Regions from separate parts of the Homo sapiens genome. Here region 1 is linked to region 2. A link is an interaction called in ENCODE POLR2A ChIA-PET data of the cell type or tissue named here. Cell type or tissue: PC-9. All regions are shown on one strand. Each heading gives the region's core, and the rest is flanking DNA. Links, peaks and the distances in the headings are about the cores only.

Region 1 (4,384 bases), core at 161-4,160, 59 kb after region 2:
CAGCTGTGATCCTCTCTACATTCTCTACCTTCCTTCAGAGCCCACATCCTTGTCCATGTTTGTTGAATGAAGAAAGGAGAGAGCGGGCCCTATGAGATGTGTATTTCCCATCTCCAAGGACAGGGAGCTCCAGCCTGAACCTGATTTCTCGGGGGTCCCTGAGCAGAAGCTTCATGCCTGGGGTGAGAAATTGGAACTTTCCACCAAGGCCAGTGATCCTCAGTATTCGAGCAGCCTGGCTGGGTGTCTTGGGATCCAGGTGGCCTTTGTCTCATCTGGACCAGGCCAGCACAGTTTGTGGCCCTCCCCCACAGCAAGAGGAGGGACTCTGAGGAGGCTTGGGGGCCCCTGGGGAGACATCCATCTTCCCAGAGCTTTATCATTTTTTCCATAACAGTATCCTCCCTTCAAGGTGGAAAGTCCCAGCTGGCAGCTGAGGATGCTGTCAATGCGCTTTTGTTCTCTATCTTGCCCCTACCTCAGGCAGCAGGGCTGGAGACAAAGACACCTTCCTTTTTATACCAGCCTGTTCCAGGCTTGCTGTACAAACAAATGGTGTAACACACCCCACCTCTTAATGCTGTGAGCTAGATCTCCCTGGTTTGAATTCTGGTTCTGCTACTTGCTAACTGTGCAATCTTGGTGGGGTACTGCACTTCTCTGTGCTACAAGTTTCTCCATCTGAAAACTGGGGTGGTGATAATAGGATCGGTTTTTCAGGATTTAATGATTAATGTATGAAAAACACTTAGGACAGCACCTGAAGCACCTGGTACATAGTAAGAGTGATCTAACTGCTTGCTGTTTATTACATAACTTTGGGGTTGGACAACTCGTCTCCTCTCTCTGAGTCTCAGTTTCCCTAATTGTACAACTAAGATGGCAGGTCCTGCCTGCCTCTCCACCATTGATCTGGCCCTTTCTTGCTGTGTAGCCTTGGAGAGATTCTTGGGTTTTCTTAGCCTCTGTGTCCTCATCTATTAAACAGTACCTATTAAGTAGAGGGTTGTGGTGGTGAGGACATGAGAAAATGTGTACCCAGCATGTAGCATGGGGCCCAACATTAACACAGAGAAACAGTTAAAACAAAGTTAGCTATTTTTTTTTTTGGTTTTGTTTTTATGGATGAGAAAGTACTTTTTAAACTATAATAGGCTGAGGAAGAGTGTGGTTTTCTCACATGCTTTCCATTCCTTATTCACAGACACCTAGAATCAGAGAGGACAGGATTGGAAGGGCCACTTTACAGGTAATGGATAATGAATTAATGGATATCTATTAATGGATAATGAATTAATTCATTCAACAAATATTTACTGAGCACCTATTATGAGCCAGGCACTGTTGTAGGTGCTGGGATCAGAGCAGCACTGAGGGCCCTTCCCTCAAGGAGCTTTCATTCCTGTGGGGCAGACAGACAAAAACATGTGAATACATATGCCAGGCAGAGACTCATAAGCAGGTCTTCACAGTCTCAGAATATCTTACCTTTAACAAATCCTGGTTTCTGCAAGGCCTTAAGATATGATAGCAGGGTGAGACCCAGTGGCTCATGCCTGAAATCTCAGCACCTTGGGATGTTGAGGTGGGAGCATCTCTTGAGCTCAGGAGTTTGAGACCATCATGGGCAACACAGCAAAACTTTGTCTCCTCTAAAAATTAAAAAAAAAAAAAATTAGCTGGGCATAATGGCATGTGCCTGTAGTCCCAGCTACTTGGGGTGCTGAGGTGGGAGGATGGCTTGAGCCTGGGAGGTGGAGGCTGCAGCGAGCTGTGATCGCGCCACTGCATTCCAGCCTGGGCAACAGAGTGAGACCCTGTTTTTTTTTTTTTTTTAAAAAAAGAAGATATGCTAGCGGGAGCCCACATTTATTGAATCTTCTTAGACACGGAAAGTGTCTTAAGCATTTTACACAACTTGAATCATTTAATCCTCACATCGACCCTAAAGGAAAGAATTGTCATGAATCCTGTTTTATAGATGGAGAAACTAAGGCATGGAGAGATGGAGGGGAGCGGGGTTTGAACACACACCCCCTGGTTCAGGGCAGTGCCCTCAATCACCCTGCCATCTTGCCGTGCTAGCTGCATAACTCTCCTTCCCTCAACACCTCCCACCTTCCCATCTTGGTCTGCACCAGTTCTTTCTTCCCTCCCCCTTTCCTCCCTTATCCCGTTCTCAAGTATTTCTTCCACATTCTGAGTAGCCTGGGGTAAGCTCTCTCTCTCTCTCTCTCTCTCTCTCTCTCTCTCTCTCTCTCTCTCTCTCTCTCTCTGTCTCTCTCTCTCTCGCCCTCAGTTTTCCTATCTGAGGATGGAGGATTGGACTGGATTATCTTCAGGTCCTTCCCTGACCACTCTAATTTTCAGCTCCTTATAAGTTTGTGATTCTTTTATTTGCTGATTTGTTTTCTAGTCTCCCAGCCCACCCTACTGTGAGCTACCGAGCAGTGAGCTCCCTCTTTCTGTTCACCACATCTCCCCAGAGCCTGGCACTGTGCCCGGCACTTAGTAGGCCCTCAATAAATACTTGTAGATGAAGAAAGGAGGGGATGAGGGCGATTGTACTCAGTTTTCTAAAGCCAGCTCCTGCACTGTCTCCCTGGCCCCTCTTCTTTTCTCAGCTCTTCCCCCTCCCCACTTCCCTCCCGCCCTCTCACCTCCCAGGGCCCACTCCGGCCCTCCATCCGGCCTGCATTTTTCCGGGTTTGATATCATTTTTTCCACTCTCCCGGCTGCTGCCGGCCGCCTCTGCCAACTTTCCACAGCTAGAGCCCCTCCCCCTGACCGCAGGCCGGAGACAGCTTGGGGTGGGGGAAGACCTTCCTTCTTTTCCCTTCCCCAGGCTGGGGTTGGGGTGTGGGAGTGAGTGCCATCCATCCCCGTTGGAAGGCTGGGGTGCGGGGATTCGCGGCTGGAGGACGCTGCTGGCTGGCTGGCGGGTGCTGCGGTCTTTCTCTGCACCGCGTCCCCCGGGGCTGGGGCGTCTGGGATAGTTGGGGGAAGGGATGTCCGGCGTCAGGGACACGATGGTCCAAACGGTTTGCGTCTTGTTTTCTTCTCAAAGCAGTGACACCCCTTCCCTTCGGGCTGGAAACTCCTGACCTGATCCCCAACACCCAGCCCTGACCCCAGCCAGGCTGGACGCCTCACCACCTCCTTCCTCCCGCACAGCCAAAGGGAGACCCAGGAGGAGGCTGGGCCCTGGGGTGTAATCCTCCCTGGCTGGGTGACTCTGGCATGCTCACCTCCCCTCTCTAGGCTTGTTTCTGCCTTCGGGAAATGAGTGAGTTGGATTAAACTGGGGTCCATCCCGGGGATTAATGCATTGAGTTTCATAGAGCTCCTGCCCCAACCTCCTTTAAATTGGATGCGAAATTATGTTTTTAAATTCGTTTTGCCAAGATTCTATAGGGTTTTGTATCATGTTTAAAGTGGACAATGGATATGTTGGTCACTAGAGTCTGACAAGCCTGGGCTGGAATCCCGGCAACTTCGCGTATAGCAGCTGTATGATCTTGGGTGAGCCTTCGGTGTCCTCTGCCTCAGTTTACTAACGAGCAAAATGGGGTTAATCGGAAACCCTTCTCCCAGGTGTTGGGAGGAATAATTGTTGTGACAGCTTAGTACACAGCTCCCAACAAACGCCAGCAATTCTATTGCCAGGATGAGTACTGAGGTCCTTCCAGACATGTGAATCTAGAACGTAAAACATGGGTTAATGAGAAAGTAGCTGGTCACGGAACTGTGGTTGTGATCCACTGTTGAGAGAAGGGCCTGAGCACAAAACTGGTCCAAGTACTTTATTGATGCGCCCTGACGCCCAGGCCAGCAGGCCAGACCAGTCTACAGTCAAGTGTAGATGGGAGGGCAGTAGGTGGAGACGCCTGGAAGAGCCGAGATGGAGAGGTCTGGGCATTCAGATGGGACATCCTTCTGGTCTGGTTTATTGTGAGGGTTTCTGAGGGTTGGCCAGAGCCCAGGGACAAGGAAGATTTTTTTACAAAAAGACACCCACCACGTAAAAAACTACTTTGTGCCCAGCTTGGGGCTTCGGCCCCATCGTCTGTCTGTCCATCGCTTTCCCGGGATCCCCCAGGCTTGGATCTGGGGGATGCTCAGGCCATCAGGGCAGCAGGCAAGCAAGACCCATGATGCAGACTCCAGGTAACGGCGCCTTTGCCCCGCAGTGGCGTCCCTGGAGCCCAGAATGCACCTCAGTGACCCGCCAACTCTCAGAAGGGCGGGGGGCTTCAGAGCACGGCCAGATTGTGGCAGGACTTGGAGCGGGCCTTGAGTGCCCGGCGGCGTGCGCTGCGGGCTGTCAGGCGTGCCAGGAAGCGACGAGCGCGCTGGGCTAGGCTGGCCGGCCGTCGGGGTGCTG
Region 2 (4,384 bases), core at 300-4,299:
TTGCCGGGAGTCACAGAGTCCAGACACTCCTTTCACATTCCAGAGTGTTAGCAGACTGCTTGCTGCTTGTCCCCTAATTTGTTTTTTCATCTGTGGTAAGAGCACCCTGATTTGTTTTCTATAAAGTATCTGTTAAACTTATTTAGCATAACCACAGAGGCATTGTATTCACGCTGTCACACACAGACACAAACACACATACGACACAATCAATATCCACATTTAGCCCCCCAAATGCATTCCTTCTGAGGCTCATTTATATGTCTTCATGTGCCACAGCCCATCATTTAAATAATGGATATTTTCAATGCCAATTCCTTTGTTGACTTTCTCAATATCTTCTGCAGACATCTTCATGACCCCAACACACAGAGCATGCTGTTTTCCTTCCGCTGTGACTGCTACAATCGTATCTACTGCAGCAGGGTACAGCTTAGCTCCAGGAGAAGTTAAACCTGGACACATAATATTTGCGCCACTGAGTACAAATTTGATAGCTCCTTTATCAACCTGCTGGTGTGGCAGGATAAAAGGGTATTTGTGAAGCAACCTTAGAGTTGGACAAAAAGGCCCCTTTCTTTGTCTAAAAAACAATAATTCCCCACTTACGGTAAGGATTTCTGTATGTTCGTGGCATCGGACTATTTTGACAGGATCTTTCTTAGGCATGATTTGATTAAGCCATGGTTCAATACCTGGAAATTGCTCTACCAGTTGGCTCTTAATGCCCTTAATAACTGACGTTTTCAACTGGATGCAGTTGGACACACTTTCCTTTTCATCAAACTTCTTGAACATGATCCAGGGTGAAGCGGGCGACAACAGGGAAACAAACGGAATTGGCAAGGCTCCGGTGGAGTCCCCTGCAGGAAGGCCGGCGCGGGCGCCACGCGGCCTGCCAGACGGTCAGAGCCGTTGTCGCTAACCGGAAGATGACACAGCCAGCGCGCTTTACGGCCCGGTGAAATCTGACAACTTCCGCTCTCTGAACGCCACGTCACGACTGCGCTTGGCCCGCTGTTCCTTCGACTGCTGATTCCTCTCCAATGAGGATCGCTGAAACAGTAGGGCTTGACAAGCTAGAAATGATACGAATGCTTTCTCCTTGCCGGAACAGAAGACTGCAGATGCGCACCCTGATGAGTTAGTTCTAACTGGACACGAGACCGACTCACGGCCATTTTCCAGCTTCTCTTATAGCTAAATGGACAGGGAATATGGATGCCTCTCCTTCCTTCTGGCTGGACAGTGGAGTGATGACACTATCCTGACCCGAGGGCCAGTGCTGTATATGGCGGAGCATGAGATAGAGAGGGCCTGGGACCTTGAAGACTGTGGTATAAGCCTAGCCTTTTTACTGTTTTATTTATTTATTTTTTTAGACGGGGTCTTGCTCTGTCGCCCAGGCTGGAGTGCACTGACCGTGGCTTACTGCAGCCTCGAACTCCAGGGCTCAAGTGACCCTCCTGCATCAGCCTCCCAAAGTGTTGGGATTACAGGCATGAGCCACCGCGCCTGGCCAAGCTTAGTCTTTTTTTTTTTTTTTTGAGACAGGGTCTCACTCTGTCGCCCTGGCTGGAGTGCAGTGGCGCGATTTCGGCTCACTGCAACCTCCGCCTTCCCAGGTTAAAGCGATTCTCCTGCCTCAGCCTCCCGAGTAGCTAGGATTACAGGTACACGCCACCATGCCTGGCTAATTTTTTTTGTGTTTTTAGTAGAGACGGGGTTTCGCCGTGATGGCCAGGCTGGTCTGGAACTCCTGATCTCAAGTCATCCGCCTGCCTCAGCCTCCCAAAGTGCTGGGAGGCGTGAGCCATCTCACCTGGCCCAAGCTCAGTCTTTAAAAAAAAAAAATCAACAATTGTTTAACAGAGGTTCCTTAGAGATGCACAAAGCAATCACATAAAATTGCTGCCGATTAGGGACAAGGCAGCATGTGCTAGGCACCAGTAAGAGAGAGTGCTACGGCCGGGCGCGGTGGCTCACGCCTGTAATCCTAGCACTTTGGGAGGCGAATCAAGAGGTCAGGGGATGGAGACCATCCTAACACGGTGAAACCCCGTCTCTACTAAAAATACAAAAAAATTAGCCGGGCGTAGTGGCGGGCGCCTGTAGTCCCAGCTACTCGGGAGGCTGAGGCAGGAGAATGGCGTGAACCCAGGGGGTGGAGCTTGCAGTGAGCCAAGATTGTGCCGCTGCACTCCAGCCTGGGCGACAGAGCGAGACCCTGTCTCGAAAAAAAAAAAAAAAAAAAAAAGTGCTAGATTTCACATGCTCAGTATTGTATACAAGAGAAATACCTGCTGGGCGTGGTGGCTCACTCACGCCTGTAATTCTAGCGCTTTGGGAGGCTGAGGTGGGCAGATCACTTGAGGTCAGGAGTTTGAGACCAGCCTGGCTAGCATGGCAAAACTCCATCTCTACTAAAAATACAAAAAAATTAGCTGGGTGTGGTAGCACACGCCTGTAATCTCAATTACTCAGTTGGCTGAGGTTTCAGTGAGCTGAGATCGCACCACTGCACTCCACCCTGGGTGACAGAACAAGACTCTGTCTCAAAAAACAAAAAACAAAGAAATACCTGCTGTTTGGTCAAGCATTGATAATCTTGTTACAGCATTTGAATCCATACCCTAACTAACCTACAAATCCCAGGATCTCCACACTTCCCCATAGTTTGCATTTTTTTACAATTTTTTTGTAGAGATGAGGTCTCACTATGTTGCCTAGGCTGGTCTCAAATTCCTGGCCTCAAGTGATCATCCTGTCTTGGCCTCCCAAATTGCTGTGATTACAGGCATGAGACACTGTTTCTGGCCAGTTTTTATTTTTGAAAAAAGAGCTGTGGAACCCCCTTTTCAAACCTTAGGTGAGGCAGTGATCACACTAAAAATATATACGAATAAAATAATCATGAAGGCCGACTTTGAGTGCTTACTATGAGCCAGGCACCATGCTGAATGCTTTCCACTTATTGACTCGCCATCTTAACAACATGACTGTGAAGGAGGTACTAGATTAACACTTTCATTTTACAGATGGGAAAAAAAACAAAAACAAAAACACCCAATGCTCAGAGAGGTAAGGCGTTCACCCAGGGTCCCATGTCTAGACAATAGCAGAGTTGGAATGTGAATCCAGGCCATGGAATTCCAGAGCCCACTTCATCAGTTGCTCTATTGGAGAACCCCAATATTGGAGAGACAAAGGGAATGGTGGAGGAAGACACCCAAGGCACACTACAGGGGAAAGTGGTTAGCACTGACCTTCCTTGTTTTCCCCAGAACCCTGTGTGAAGAGCAGCTGGTACTGTCGATTTGGAAAGCTGGCTGGAAAAAACTTATTCATGAAGGGGCTGGAAGGAAAGACAAAGCAAGTCGGCAAACAGAGCCCCCATGGGCAGTCAGCCTTAACACACCCCTGCCCCATTTACAGCTGGCACCCTTACAGCTGTCCTGATAGGTAGGTGTTACTGTTCCCACTCTACAGATGTGAAAACAGAGGCCCTCAAAAGGTAAGTGATTTGCCCAGAGTCACACAGGGGTCCTATATCTCAGCTAAGACTCAAACCTAGGTTTTTGCACTCATAGTGATTTCTCTACTGCCTTTTTGTTAACATCAAAGAAATGCAAAGCAGAAGCAGATAGACTGAAGGCAAAATACCATTTTTGGGAGAGCAGAGGATCCCAAAGTCTGGCCCACATGCCACCTATATGAGTCCCTTGTCAAGAAGCATATTTGTGGACTCCCTTCCAAACCTATCAAGTTAGATGACCTGACAGTCACCCCCACCCCACTCCATGACTTGACATTCTGCTTTCCAACAGCAGGACTGAGATTTTTACAGACTCAGCTGGAATCAATCAGCCAGATGAATCATAGCCCCTGGGCAGGATCACCATCACATTCACTCCTTCCACAAGGCCTCAGTTGTTTAAGACCAGCTTGGCCTCGTCTCTAGAAGCATTCTCTCTGATTACCCAGCATGCCCCACCTCCCAGCCAGGAAGGAAGCAGAGACCTTTTCTGGACTTTTTTCAGAGCAAGATTAGCAAACCAAGGCCTCTTGACCCAGCCTGGTGGCAGTACTGTGGAGTGGCTACATGCCTGGGTGGCCCAGCACTGAGGCCTGCTCTGCCATGTGGCTGTGGGAGAGCCATTTCAGTGGCTCTGTCTCCCTGGACCTCAATCTTCTCATCTGTATACAGGGCTAACAATACCATCTGTCTCAGAGCATTGCTATGAAGATATGAAAGAAGGCAGGATGAATGCTTTGCCTGGCATGGAGTCTTTAGCAGGGATGAGGCAGGCCAGGAGGTACCCAGGTCACAGTGATAAAGGGAGGGAAAAGGGAACTCTTTTTTTTTTTGAGATGGAGTCTCACT

The links. Peaks named below come from ENCODE experiments on the same cell type or tissue, not always from the same donor. Only the 100,000 strongest peaks of a DNase experiment are listed, where the experiment ranks them.
Region 1: POLR2A ChIA-PET joins it to region 2 with 13 read pairs; 4 of 35 experiments call an interaction of 5 or more read pairs at or near these places.

What each region holds. Positions count from the first base shown.
Region 1 is chr20:31,484,300-31,488,683 of GRCh38, reverse strand. It overlaps REM1 (RRAD and GEM like GTPase 1), which reads right to left. Exons shown (of 5, transcript NM_014012.6): 5 at 3,789-4,384. The coding sequence ends at 4,254. LINC00028 (long intergenic non-protein coding RNA 28) reads right to left here and starts at 2,906. Exons shown (of 4, transcript NR_024358.1): 1 at 2,661-2,906; 2 at 1,489-1,652; 3 at 1,325-1,402; 4 at 1,110-1,208. In PC-9, for the core only: no CTCF peak of the experiment used is centred there; no DNase peak of the experiment used is centred there.
Region 2 is chr20:31,543,918-31,548,301 of GRCh38, reverse strand. HM13 (histocompatibility minor 13) reads right to left here. Exons shown (of 13, transcript NM_178581.3): 4 at 3,267-3,355. It overlaps MCTS2 (MCTS family member 2), which reads right to left and starts at 923. Exons shown (of 1, transcript NM_001397496.1): 1 at 221-923. The coding sequence starts at 798. The coding sequence ends at 253. RefSeq lists an enhancer at 1-1,168. In PC-9, for the core only: no CTCF peak of the experiment used is centred there; DNase peaks (open chromatin) are centred at 991, 2,581 and 3,861; H3K4me3 peaks cover 1,759 bases; H3K27ac peaks cover 4,000 bases.